2 separate regions of the Homo sapiens genome follow, and region 2 is linked to region 1. The links are chromatin contacts, found by Hi-C or POLR2A ChIA-PET in ENCODE. All regions are on one chromosome and are shown on one strand. Each heading gives the region's core, a stretch centred on a gene start or an enhancer-like site at or near the end of the contact. The rest is flanking DNA. Distances are from core to core; before and after follow the strand shown.

The links. A loop is a pair of places that touch in the nucleus more often than their neighbours do. ChIA-PET counts read pairs that join two places held with the same protein, here RNA polymerase II (POLR2A). Pooled maps may share reads with other maps.
Region 2: a map of CD8-positive, alpha-beta T cell shows a loop between it and region 1 (39-fold over the local background). The contact joins the promoter of PRKCI here to the promoter of ECT2 in region 1. A Hi-C loop is called at or near these places in 1 of 168 maps with a recorded cell type or tissue (CD8-positive, alpha-beta T cell) and 8 of 50 pooled maps. POLR2A ChIA-PET finds 5 or more read pairs at or near these places in 1 of 52 experiments (PC-9).

Annotation. Positions count from the first base shown.
Region 1 is chr3:172,747,822-172,755,112 of GRCh38, reverse strand. ECT2 (epithelial cell transforming 2) reads right to left here and starts at 4,387. Exons shown (of 25, transcript NM_001258315.2): 1 at 4,256-4,387; 2 at 453-604. The coding sequence starts at 582. RefSeq lists a silencer at 3,972-4,041 and enhancers at 4,152-4,411, 4,432-4,481, 4,582-4,851.
Region 2 is chr3:170,219,343-170,226,633 of GRCh38, reverse strand. It overlaps PRKCI (protein kinase C iota), which reads right to left and starts at 4,210. Exons shown (of 18, transcript NM_002740.6): 1 at 3,864-4,210. The coding sequence starts at 3,964. RefSeq lists a silencer at 3,850-4,139 and enhancers at 4,320-4,479, 4,490-4,549, 4,620-4,679.

The DNA of each region.
Region 1 (7,291 bases), core at 3,138-5,637:
GAGAAAGAGAAACCATATTGTAGCAGGGTATACAAACATCAGCATTCCTCCTAGCCAGAGAATGCGCTATCTTACATAGTCATCCTCCTCAACAGTGCATATAATTTTAGGAAAAACCCATTTATAAAGTGGTAAAGGAAAAAGTAGCTTTCACCTAACCAGTCATGACTGTATAACTTCTAGCTAATAATGCTGTAGCTAGACCGCCCTCACATACAGAAAAAGGAATATCCAAATTAAGATGCCTCCCTTTTCAAAGCTGCAAAGCATACAAATAACCCAAATAATAATCAGAAAAATGACATAGTGTAAAAGGATTCTGTAAACAAATATTTACTTAATACCTGTGCTCTAGCATTACAGTTGGTATTAAAATTAAATCTTAAGAAAGTCACTAATAAGTTTAGAATTAAAATAGAAATTGATTGTTTTAAAGCAGGTAACAGGTTTACCTTCTACATATGAAGTAGATCCAATAAGTAAGTTTTCCTTGGAAATCTCAGTAACTTTAGAATCAAAAATGGAAGAGTCTGCCAAGCTAGTCCTCCCAGTAGTGGATGTTAATACACTATTTTCAGCCATGATTTGTATTCTTCTAAATCAGCTGAAAAAATAAAATTTGAATAAAAATACATAAACATGGTCATTGGGCAAAAGTAAGTATTAGAGGCTCTTTTTACCTAGAATTTATAAAAAGTATTATTACCCATTTTTTTAATGAACCAAAGAAAGTCACTGACCTTCTCTGAGCCTCAGTTTCTTTTTCTGTAAAATAAACATACTAATACCTGACTCACAGGAATATAATAAAAATAACAATGTATCAAAAGCACATAGAACATTACTAGACATACAACAAACACTCAACTGTAGTCATAAATATTATTCTACCTCCCTTCTCCACACCTTTGCCCTCAACCAATTTCTCTTCCTATATTCAATTATAACACCACCATAACACACCTCCCACAAAAATCCTAGCCAAAAATCTGAGATCTATCCTAATTTTTTCCTCTCCCACATTTCCCTCCCCAAAATTCCTATCAATCCCACCTCAAGTATCTCTGGAATCTGGCCCCCCTTCTCTATACGTTCAATGACACAATGGTCACTTGGTCTAATAAACCAGCTCCACACAACTTTACCATCAGTTTCCTTAGAAATCACTCTCCACATGGTTTTCAGGAATATGCACCTAAATACAAATGTGACCATATCACTTCCCTGCTTAACAACTTCCATGAGTACTCCTTATATGTCCAAGTCCAAATTCACCACCAAGTTCACAATTTGGTCCCCGCCTAACTATTCACCCTCACCATCTGTAACTACCCCAGTCCCTATACAATCTATGCAACAGCAACAATGAATTTCTCAGCTATTTTTCAGGCACAAATCATAATTTACATCACATCTATTTGCATTTAGTGCTCGACTCTCCACCTATCTTGTCTTCCAACCCCCAATCCAACACTCTTGACTCATCCTCTGTGGATGTCTCTAAACCTCTCCGGTATAATTGGGCTGGTCCCTTGTCAGTATTTTCATAATTCTTTAAAAACACCTCTCCCCTAAAAGGTTTGACAAAACAATTATGCATGGGTGAGTGCCAATATAACTCTGGACTATGAAAGAAAATCCTTTTTTAAGTTTTCCAGGACTTAAGAAGAGTTTAAAAGCTAGACAGGGAATAAAAGGTTTAACAAGTTTTCATCAGGGTGGGTTGGGGGCTCACATCTGAAATCCCAGCACTTTGGGAGGCCAAGGCAGGAGGATCACTTGAGGGCAGGACTTCAACACCAGACTGGGCAACATAGCAAGACCCCATCTCTACAAAAAATTTAAAAATTAGCCAGGTGTGGGTGGCAGGTGCCTATAGTAGCTACTCAAGAGGCTGAGGTGGGCGAATCACTTGAATCCAGGAGTTTGAGGTTGTAGTGAGCTGTGATCCCACCACTGCACTCCAGTCAGTCTAGGTGACAGAGCAAGACCCTGTCTCTCTAAAAAAATTTTTTTAGAGATTTTTTTATCAATTTTCAATAAGTCAACTTTACTGAGAGTAAATTTCTAAATATTAGGCAAATATACAGAGGACCCACCTTTAACGAGAGCTACATGTCAGACTTTCCCCTTTCCTACTTCTTCAGATTAATAAAATATACAAATACCTTCCTCCAGAGTCTTAGCAAAGTAACAGTTTAAACTGTATGCTGTTATGTGACACTTCAAAATCAGGCAACTCAGCTTCCTGTCTCAGCCCTGCACATAGTCAGTTAAACCTCAGTTTCCACATTGGTGGAACACACATAGTACTACAACTCAAATCTAGTTAAGATGAAAACTGAATAGATGTCTTAAAGTGAACAACAAACAACTATTCTCATGTAATATTCACAATATGGATATTTCTTATGGCTTTACCATACATCCATGTCAATCATTATTCTAAGGCTCTCCAAAGGAGCGGTCCAATAGTTGTAACAGCCTTAATTTAGAATCAATGATAAATTCTATCCAGCCCTATTATTTTAAGTCTTCTACACTCAACCATTTCCAATGAAAAGGCATTAAAGTGGCTTTCATTCAAAGTCCCCTTAAAAGAATGTTTAAAAAAAAAAAAAAGTCAGGAGATGAGCTAACCTGCTTTAAGGACTGGAAGAGGAAAATCAAAAATACCATTTGAAAGGCCGGACGCGGTGGCTCACACTTGTAATCCTAGCACTTTGGGAGGCCAAGGCGGGCGGATCACGAGGTCAGGAGTTCGAGACCAGCCTGGCCAACACAATGAAACCCCGTCTCTACTAAAAATACAAAAATTAGCTGGGCTTGGTGGCAGGCACCTGTAATCCCAGCTACTCAGGAGGCTGAGGCAGGAGAATCGCTTGAACCCGGGAGGCAGAGGTTGCAGTGAGCCGAGATCGTGCCACTGCACTCCAGTCTAGGTAACAAGAGGTAGACTCCGTCTAAAAAAAAAAAAAAAACTTCTTGAAAATATTTACATTTTTCTCCTATGCCTCCCTCTTTAAGAGGGAGCACAGCAAATGATCAAAAGCAGATGATTAATAAAAGGGAGGGAGCATAGCAGATGATCGAAAGCAGATGATTAATAATTAAAATTGCCCCTGATGATACTGTATATGATCAATTTATTGCCAAAACAGCTTCAAAATGTATAGAGAAAAAGAGATGCACTACGGTAACTTGATGACATAACTAACATCCAACAGTCAGATTAGAAATGGAAATATATTAATCACTTTTTTTCAAATTACTGTATTCCAGAAGCCTTTAAAATAAGCACAATAGGATCAGTGTTCATAAACCTACACAGCTTCTCACCCAAGAACAGACCCAAGGAGCTTCTAACTAAACACACTATAACACATGCCCCCTTTTATCCCAGAGATAAAATTTGCCATGTAAACAAACATTCAAGTTTCCTTTTACTTAAATACTTTTTAGGCAATCATCTTCCAAGGTGAAGGACTAAAATGCAATCCAAGATATAATGGTGGTGTTATTAACAATAACATTACTATTAACAACTGACATTTACTTAACGCTTAATACGTGGCAGACATTGTCCTAAACCTTTTAATCTCTGCAGTAATCCTAAGAGGCAGGTACTATTATTATTTTCAATGTATGGATGAAGAAACGTAGGAACAGAGAGGTTAAGCAACTTCCCCTAAGTCAAACTGTTAGTAAGGGGTAAAAGAGGTATTCAAAGCCCGGCTAAATCCAGAGGCTGCGCCTTTAACCACTAAGCCGGACACATCTGTGCCGGGTGGCTGGGGAGGACGAGGGGCGGATGGCCTGGATTTATCTTGCAAAAACGAAAAATTAAACTTCCCGCAAAGAAGCCAGGATGAATCCTAGAATAAAACCACGGCGCACTCTGAGATAAGCCCCCAAAGGCTGCAAGTGCCGGCCCCCAAAGCCACAGGGCTGCGCGGCTTGCCAAAATCCCTTTCCCAACTCCCTCCCTTCACCCACACTCTTCTGTCCAAAAGAGCCAACAGGTGAGGGCGAAGATGCCCAGCAATACTGGGGGCTTCGGTCTCCCACTCCGCGTCAGGGCCCGGCTGCTGGGGGTGGGGTGCGGCGAGGGAGTTCCCGGATCCGGGAAGCCTGAGCTGGGGCGCTCCGGAATTCGCGGTCACTAGGGGCGGGGACGTCGACCGCAGGCAAAAGAGCCCTTGGCTCTGGAGCCGCTCGCCCACTTGCACCTCTCTCACTCACACAGAGTCCTTACCACTCTCAAAAAAGCCCTAGGAGTTCCACCTCTTCAAACGCCGACTCCTCTCACAAATACCGCCATTCCTCGCCGGCGGCCGCCACAACCGATTCAAAAACTAAGCTGCTCTCTCTAAGAGCCATGCCGATTGGCGCGTGATGTCAACCTCTTTCCCATAGGCAGGAGTCTCCAGAGGGGCGGTGATTGGTCGACGCTCTCCAAGTCCCGGCAGGCGCCGCTTGATTGGTTGTGCGTGTGTTTCAAATAAGCCCAACGACTCGGGCGTCGGGACGCCAGGAGTTTGCAGAGAAGTGCCCGGATGTGGCCAGGAGGTGGCGGTGGTGGCTCCTGAGGTCTTAAAGGAGTAGCAGGTGTTTCTGTGACTACCGCATATTTACTCAGTAAACATCCTACTTCCTGAGGAAAGTTTGGGTGGATTCTCCTCGGCCCCACCCAGCTTTTTTTTTTTTTTAAACGATACCAAATCTTTTAAGCTTAAATCAGTGCCGCCAGAGATAAATGTTTCCCTGCTGCTTGCTGTGAGCTGTAGGATTTTCCTATCGGGATGCTTTCTGCTTTAGGAATGTATTTAAATTTGAGTTAAGGGATTTTGACTTTGATGGTTGTATTGGCGTGTGGCAGGGCCAAGGACCGGTCCTAGAACTCGGACTCCCCAGGTGGACTTCAAATCAGCAGCCGCTTATTTAAATGCTATTATTTAAAGCACTGCGCTCCCATCTAGGGAGTATCGCGGGTTAGAATCAATTCTTAGAAATTAGAAAAATTCTCGGATTTTTTTAAAGATAAGCTTGAATTTGATAAAAATATGCCACGAGATTCTAGAATTTTTGGAGCCAAATTGCTTCGTCTTTGCCCCCCTCCGCCCACTAAGAACTTGTACTTTCCCCTAAAGTCTAGTCAAGAATGTATCAAGTTTTTCCTGTGATTAGCGTTGCTATTATGAAAATAATTTCTTTATTTTCTAAATATGATACCATATAACACAATCTCTTAAGAAAAATACACCCCCACCAGGTGGGTTTTCCATAGTTCCCACCTGAAGGCTAATATAAATAGAAGAAGAAAGGGGAATCAGATGCCAGAACCTAAATACCAATAAGAAGAGGCAAACGTGTACTTTGGGATGGAACACTTGTGAGCATCTCAAGCAGGTTGTGGGGACTTAACAATTTTTTCTAATTTTGTCAGGCAATCTTAGAATGCCTGAAAAGTTTATAATGCTGTCCACAAAATGAATGAAGCAATCTGGTAATTATTGGTTTCCCTGCTTGTCAGTATTTAAGTCTGACCTTCATTAAAATGCTGTGATAACTGTTACGGCAGAAAAAAAGAAAAACAGTAATTGAAATTTCCATTTGGAATGTGCTTGCGTATTTGGAAGTCGGGTGTGCCCAGCATTCCAAAAACGTTCATCACTGAAAACATATTAAGCTATTGTGGGAAGCAGCCCTACTTCCTTTGTGCACCGCTTTCTGCTCAACAGACTTTCCAAAGCTAATGATTAACTGTGTATGGTATCATTGCCATGAATTTTAAGCTTCCCTAACAAAAGCTGTACTTGATTTCTTTTAAGGGATGTGTGGCAGTTAGATTAACAAATAAACGGGTAATACAACCTTTTTCACTCTCTTAGGTCTTCATTTACTCAGCAAATATTTACTAATTTTAAGACAGCCATTGTGCTTGTTGGGGTTATAAAGATGAATAAGGCATAGAAAACTGCCTGTCTGGACCACACAATCTGGTGAGGGAAATTAGCAGATAAACAGATAATTACAGTATAAGGGAGAGAAGAAAGAGAATGAACATACTGATACTTTACTATGCACTTTATACCTTATTTAATCCTTAAAACAACCCACAAGTAGGTATCATAGTCCCATGATACCATGAAACTGTAGGAAAGGTTTAAGTAACTTACCCAGTGTCTCCTAATAAATATTTTAGCCCGCATTAGAACCCAGAAATAATAGATGAGTGTAAATAAAGTCTAGTATAGATCTGTCTGCAGGCTCAAAGAAAGCAATGTGGAGAGGAGTATTTCAGATAATCGTGTGCATAGGTGATCATATGCCACTTAATTGCACCTAGCAGAGGGCTGGTGTCTGGTAAAGTAAAACATGATCCCTCATCTTCAGGTATTTTCAAAAAGCTAGTACTGCAAAGGCAAATGTTACACATTGCTCTCTAATAAACACAGGAATCTTCACATGTAGGTACCAAATAAATATTTCGAGAGTGAATGAGCTAGATCCAAGTTCATTCATAATGTTTGAGAGACTGGATGTCCTGATTAACCTAATCATAGTTTATTCATTTAATAACTATTAAGCACCCATTAGGTACTATGCTAGCACTGAGAATATAGGTGTGACAAGACAAATATGGGCCTTGTTCTCATGGCACTTCTAGCAGATAGCTGTATTTGCGGTGAAAAATTTATTGCATGCATAGGTTTTCACAGAATTCAAATACCTACAAAACAATGATACAAGTAACTTAGTCTTACTGAGTCAGAAGCTGTTTCAAGTGCTATAGTGTTTCAAGATCAGCATTATGAAAAATTTTTAAATACTATATACGGCATAGGCAATTGAACTGAATGGCATATTAACCTTGAACTTTTTTAAAAACATAAATTCTTAATATTAGCTTGTTTACGTGCACTTTAGGCTCTCATAAAAGCTCAATATATATAGGAGACAGTAAACAGTTTGGTGTGGCTGGATCATAATATACATGAAGAGGACAGTGGAAGACAACTGACATACGCTAGGTTAGGCTAGGTGTGGGGGCTCATGCCTATAATTCCAGCACTTTGGGAGACTAAGGCAGGAGGATCCCTTGAAGCCGGGAGTTCAAGACCAGCCTAGGTAGTGACTGCACTCCATCCTGGGCGATAGAGCAAGACCGCCCCTCCCCCCCACCATCCAGCCCCCATCTCAAAAAAAAATAAATGCTGGCCAGGTGCAGTGGCTCATGCCTGTAATCCCAGGCATGAGATTACATGCCTTTGGAAGGCCCAGGCGGGCG
Region 2 (7,291 bases), core at 2,961-5,460, 2.5 Mb after region 1:
AAAGAGTTAATCTTTTATTTCTAGATGTGCACAGAAGGAATCCTCTGTATTGTTATTACTACTTGACAGCAGCGGTTTAAAAAGAACTTTCACAAGCTTTCTGCAAAAATTTCCATACATATATAATGTAAAGAAATGAGCAGTCCAGATGTTGCCTTGTTAAAGTCTATCCCATAATAGCAAGTAATTTTATATAAGGATAAGCACATACATTGACAGTTTATCACTAATTAATGAAACCTGTTTCTCTTCCTCCAAACTACTAGCACTAGGTAATAACTGAAGGCCCCTCACTGAAAAGCTTCCTTGCTAGGAAAAGACGGGTGCAGGCCATGAGAAAGGCATCTAAGTAAGATGTGGTGTCCAATAAAATTGAATTTTCAGTGCTATTAATCTCTTGCTTAAAAACTAGATGTAAATTGGCTGGGCAAGATGGCTCATTCCTGTAATCCCAACACTTTGGGAGACCGAGGTGGGTGGATCACTTGAGGTCAGAAGTTGGGAGACCAACCTGGCCAACATGGTGAAAACCCGTCTCTACTAAAATACAAAAATTAGCTGGGCGTGGTGGTGGGCGCCTGTAGTCCCACCTACTCGGGAGGCAGCCGCAGGAGAATCCCTTGAACCTGGGAGGCGGAGGTTGCAATGAGCCGAGATCACGCCACTGCACTCCAGCCCAGGTGACAGAGCGAGACTCCATCTCCAAAAAAATAAATAAATAAAATAAAATAAAATAAAAATTAGAAAAAAATTAAATGTTATTAGATCTAGAGAGATTACACGTTTTCACTGAGATCAAGCTTAACAGAATAATAACACTATACACATCTTTGAAAAGAGAGGGCAATTTTTTCACTAAAAAAAATGCTGGCTATTAAATGAGTCAACATTCACTGGAAAGAAATATTGTTAGAAAAGGGTAGTGGAGCCAGGTACAGTGGCTCACACCTGTAATCCCAGCACTTTGAGAGGCTGAGGCAGGAGGATCACTTGAGCCCAGGAGTTTGGGATTAGCCTGGGCAACACGGTGAGACCTTGTCTCTATTTAAAAAAAAAAAAAAGAAAAGAAAAGTGTAGAGGGATAGAGGAAATGCTATGTAATAATGGCCCTTCAGAAGATTGGAGAGAAAAGAAAACTTTTTCAAATGCAGAATGTTCTCACATTTCTTGGTATAAAGGAAGGATTTTCTATTTTAAAATCAGGTAGGTGTTCTAGTTAGCCAACCTGTTTATTAACTATCCTTGTCCGTGACTCATTTTAGCTTCATCTATATTAATGAGCAGCTGACTATGTAATACCACAATCATCAGTTTAGACTATACAAACACATAATCTTAACATCTAATTTCAGAGGACAGGAATTTGGTACAATTTAGAGTGCTGATATTGTCTTTAAATGAGGCTTGAAATGAAGGTACCATTAGAAAGCTTTCATTGAGCAAAGACCAGTATACAATGGGCAAGAGGTTATTTGCGCCGCAGCAAAATTTCACAGATTTTAAAAGACAATGTTACCTTGAATGTCTTGGAAAAATTGCAGTCAAACACTAAAGAAGCTGTATGTCCTTATTCTCTTCTTTTTAATAACTGGAGCAATAAGCCAAGATAATTTGCTATCTAAATTCATGAAGTACAGCAAGACTTTGATTTCTTCTCAAAGGAGTTTACAATGATTTTCATTTACTAACTGGGCCTATTTACATGTGTCAAACTAATACAAATGGGAAAATAGAAGCACTAATTTCTTACCTTTCATAGACTCATTGGAGAAGATGATCTCAATTAATAAGAATTTATTGAAAGCCTTAGGGCCAGGCGCAGTGGCTCATGCCTGTAATCCCAGCAATTTGGGAAGCCAAGACGAGCGCATCATTTGAGGCCAGGAGTTCAAGACATGCCTGGCCAATATGGTGAAACCCCGTCTCTACTAAAAATACAAAAATTAGCCGGGTGTGGTGGCACATGCCTGTAATCCCAGCTACTCAGAAGGCTGAGGCAGGCGAATTGCTTGAACCCGGGAGGCGGAGAATGCAGTGAGCCGAGATTGTGCCACTGCACTCCAGCATGGGTAACAGAGTAAGACCCTGTCTCAAAAACAAACAAACAAAAATAAAATAAAAGAATAAAGTGAAACATCTCATTCATCAAATTACAGGTAAGGGTTTAAAAAAAAAAAAGCAAAGGAAGCTTTTTTCTCACCTTGCAAAGTTCATGGCTGACCATCCTCAAGTCAAAACAGCTCTTGTGACAACTACAAACTTTAAAAAATATCCACACGTTTCTTGGTACTGATTTAAAATAAAAACCTCCTTAATCAGTTTTACCTGCTTAAACACAAAGTTATCATACTGTCCAATATAACTCCAATAAACTACTCCTGCATACAGTCAAGCTAATAATAAACAGAGGCCAGAGGCTTCATGGCAGCAAATTTAAAAGTCCTTACATCAAGGACAAAAAACCAAACACCGCATGTTCTCACTCACAGATGGGAATTGAACAATGAGAACACATGGACACAGGAAGGGGAACATCACACCCTGGGGACTGTTGTGGGGTGGGGGGAGGGGGGAGGGATACCATTAGGAGATATACCTAATGTAAATGACGAGTTAATGGGTGCAGCACACCAGTATGGCACATGTATACACATGTAACTAACCTGCACATTGTGCACATGTACCCTAAAACTTAAAGTATAATAATAAAAAAAAAAGTCCTTACATCAAATCAATACAACATTTAGGGGCTCAGATTTTCTTTGAAATCAAAACAAGAGAGGTAGTTTGAGAGTTTGCTATCTTCACTGATCCTCTCAGGAATGTAAAAGTATGCATTAAAATTTCAACCTAGCACTGCTTGAGTTTTTTAAAGCAATTTACTTCTACCTGGACAAGCAGTAAGGCAAGCCAAAGTAGCTGGGTTTTCTGTGACTTCTCAGTCTCCAACCTTTATGGTCACACTAACATTTCACGTTTCTAATGCTCCTAAACATAATTATCTCAAAAAAAAATTCAAACCACAACTGAATTTAAAGGAAGGGGGGCACTTTGCGTCACTGATAGAAAATGATTTAACACAATGAACTTAGAACTGGGTTTTTTCTTGTAACCATAGTAAGGGAGTGAAGATCAGAGAATTTAAAACTGTAACTAGGCTAGTCTCCTCACCTTGCAGTATCTCACCCTATCGGGTAGTCGTTGAAACAACACTGAGAAAGAAAGGCTCACAAAATTTTGATTTACACACATGCAACTTAATCTTGACGACACGTAAGTACCCACTGCACGTCCCTGAAAACGCATCGACTTGATTCTTAAATACAACCCCTATGTCTAATATACTGGCAGTGCAGATACACTACGTGAACACAACGGGGATGGAGGTATATCTCAGAGAACCAGAGGCGTTAGGCCTGCTGGTAATCAAAACGGACAGCTAACTGAAGAAGTCCCGTTTTCTATCCCCACAGCAAACTGAGTTAACTAAGGCATCACTTGGAATCCTCAACTCGCAACCCCAAATACACCCAGACTTAAGGATGCAAGGCCCCTACAAAGCTCTCAGGAGGCGAGTCTCTCGTCCACACCAGGTGCACCTACTCTAACCCTAGCTTCCTTCTCGGACCCTACTCTGGCCCCTCGGCTCCCCGCACCGCCATACCTGGGGGCGCCCCCAGTACTGCATCCCCTTGCTTCGCCCCCACCCCTATCACTTCGTCACTCACCCTGAGTCACCGGAGCCGCCCGCCCGCCCAGCCCAATCCGCCCACAACACCTCCAGCCCCTCACCCTCCCCTCCTCCAGGCCGAGTGGAGCCGGCCTGTCCCCTCCCGCCCACCGCCCTGTCCCAGGACACTCACCCGCGGTAGTAGGCTTTCACCCGGACCTGGTGGGAATGGTCCCCGCTGCCGCCGCCTGCGACCGTGTGGGACATGGTGCTGCTGTCCCTCTGGGTCGGCATCTCCTCACTCCCCCGCCTCAACGCTGGAGGCCGGGGGTGCGGGGGGGCGCTTCGGGCGCCGTGGGGGACTCCGCCGCCTGCGCTTGCCGGAGAACCGCGGCCGTCCGCCCACCTACCTGCCCACCTCGCCCGCAGCGCCGACCCAAGGGTCGCCTCGCCGGAGCAGCCGGAACCGCGCGGCTCCTCCCACTGCCCGTAGGCGCCGCCGCCTCTACAGCCGCCCGGGCCCAAGACACCTCCTGCGTCGGTCCCTCCCACTTCGCTCGCTCCAAAGGCCCACATTCCGGGGTAGGGCGGGCGCAACCATCCAGCCAGCTCAAGGAGCCTCAATACCGGGCTGAACCATCCTTACGGGGGCAGAGAAAGGGGACAGAGGGAATGGGAGACGCTGATCATGGCATCAAACACGCCGAGAGGGGTGCTTTCACGCGAGCTGTGAAAGAGACAATGACCAGCTCTAGATCACTAAAGTCTCTTCCCTGCAGGGACAATGGTAGGGACAAATTCTACGACACCTCACCCTAGCCTCGCAACTTGGTCACGTCTGCGGTCGGCCGACTTGGCACCCGGGATAGATTTGCGTGCAGGTTTCTGGGATTTGGAGTCCTCATAGGATTCTGGGACTTGAGGTTCCTTGCGCGTAGGGTGCCGCGCCTTCCCGCTGGTGAAGTCTGTCTCTCCAGCGTGCTCCCTGGAGCTGTCGGGGTGGAAAACCTGGATCCAGCTTGGGCATCTGAAGGTCCTGGAAATGACTGGGCTTCCTCACGTTCTAGACTTTATTAACTGATGAAGTCTCCCTTCTTCTAATTGCATAAATCGTCTGAATTATACATGTCTTTTGGGGGAACAAGAATTTGGTTACCTGCTCAGCATAACCTCTTTTATGGAAATAATTTAATAACATATGTAACAAATATAATAAAGGAAGAAACTCAACCAGAAAATATGATGAAAAACCGATTTTTCTTCTTTGGGGGCCCCCATATCTAGGCCCTTGTAGACTGCCCTTGCATGGAACAAGAGCCCAATGAATACTTACCCAATCAAGTCAGTCAATCCAAGAGCATTTCATTCTGTAAAAACTGGCTTACCAAAGATTAGAAAGAATCGTCCTTGGCCGGGCGCGGTGGCTCAAGCCTGTAATCCCAGCACTTTGGGAGGCCGAGGCGGGCGGATCACAAGGTCAGGAGATCGAGACCATCCTGGCTAACACGGTGAAACCCCGTCTCTACTAAAAACACAAAAAATTAGCCGGGCGTGGTGGCGGGCGCCTGTAGTCCCAGCTACTCGGGAGGCTAAGGCAGGAGAATGGCGTGAACCAGGGAGGCGGAGGTTGCAGTGAGCCAAGACTGTGCCACTGCACTCCAGCCTGGGCGACAGAGCAAGACTCTGTCTCAAAAAAAAAAAAAAAAAAAAAAAAAAAGAATCGCTCTTGTAACCTAGTCTTTGACTTTCCTAGGATCTTGGCTCTGACACATAATTTACACTGCAACTACAGGTAGCATGAATCCAGCCCCTGCAGCAGTCCTGGTGCTGAAAGAGTTGGAATAATCAAAGAAATAGCTTTCTTTACGATGATAAAATAGGCTTGGGGGACTGAGTCATCAGTTATGTGTGACACTTCAGCGTGGTACGACATCCTCCAACTGCTACAGACTTGGATTATATACTCTTACTAAAAATTCCCCTTGAGTCAGGCAAAGTGCTACATGCCTGTAGTCCCAGCCTTTGAGAGGCTGAGGCTGGAGGATCACTTGAGCCCAGGAGTTCAAGGCCAGCCTGAGCAACATGGTGAGACCCCATCTCTTAAACAAACAAAAAAATCCCATTGAAAAACTTGGTATCAGGTTTTTCAGTAATTGGAGACCTGCATCAGCAAGTTTAATACGGAGCGATTAATTATGGAATATATTATAAAATATACGGGCACCTGTAATCCCAGCTACTCCGGAGGCTGAGGCACGAGAATCGCTTAAACCCAGGAGGCAGAGGTTGCTGTGAGCCTCTGAGACTGCACCACTGCACTCCAGCGAGACTCCGTCCCTGGGCAACACAATGCACAGTGAGATCCCGTCTCATTTTTTTAAAAAAAGATAATTCACATGCCATACAACTTACTCATTTAAAGTGTAAAATTTGATAGTTTTAAGTATCTTCACAAAGTTTTGCAACCATCACCTCTACCTAAATCCAGAGTATTTTCAGCACCCTGAAAGTAACTGCATATCCATTAGCAGTTACTCCCCACTCTCCTCAACCTCTGGCAACCAATAATATATTTTCTGTTGCTATGAGTTTTTCTATTCTGAACATCGCTAGTAGCTGGGACTACAGGCATGTGCCACCACACCCTGCTAAATTTTGTGTTTTTTGTAGCGCCGGGGTTTTGCCATGTTGTCCAGGCTGGTCTCAATCTCCTGGACTGAAGCCATCTGCCTGCCTCAGCCTCCCAAAGTGCTGAGATTACAGGTGTAAGCCACCATACCCAGTGAAGGTTTCAGTTTTTTTTAATGTCCTTGCCAATACTTGGTTTTTTTCCCATCTTCTTTATCATAACCATCCTAGTGGTTGTGAAGTGGTATCTCATTACAGTTTTGATGTACATCTCCCTAATGACTAATGATGTTGGGTATGTTTTCGTGTTTTTATTGGCCATTTATATATCTTCTTGGAGAACTATCTATTCAGATCCTTTAATCATTTTTAAATTGGGTTGTCTTTTTTCATTGAGTTGTAAGAGTTCTCTCTTTTCTTTTTTTTTTCTTCAAGACAAGATCTTGCTCTGTTGCACAGACTGGAGTGCATGGCATGATCACAGCTCTCCAACTCCTGGGCTCAAGCGATCCTTCCACTTCAGCCTACTGAGTAGCTAGGCCCATAGGCATATGCCACCACACCCAGCTAATTTGTTTTTCTCGTTTTTGTAGAGACTAGGTCTTCCTATAATGTCAAGGCTGATCTTCAACTCCTGGGCTCAAGTGATCTTCCCACCTTGACTTCCCAAAGTGCTAAGATTATAGGTGTGAGCCACCATGCCTGGCCAGAGCTCTTTATATATTCTGGAAATACATCTCTTATTAGATTATTTGCAAATATTTTCTCCCACTCTGTGCATTATCTTTTCATTTTTTTAATCTTTTCATATTTTTGATGGTATTATTTGCAGCATAAAAATTTTTAATTTTCACGAGGTCTAATTTATTTTGTTGTTGTCACGTATGGTTTTTGTTTGTTTTACTGTGTGCCAGACTATATGTTATATATGTTTTTAGTGTCATGTCTAAGAGGGCTTTGTGTAATCTAAGATCATGAAGATTTACACCTATA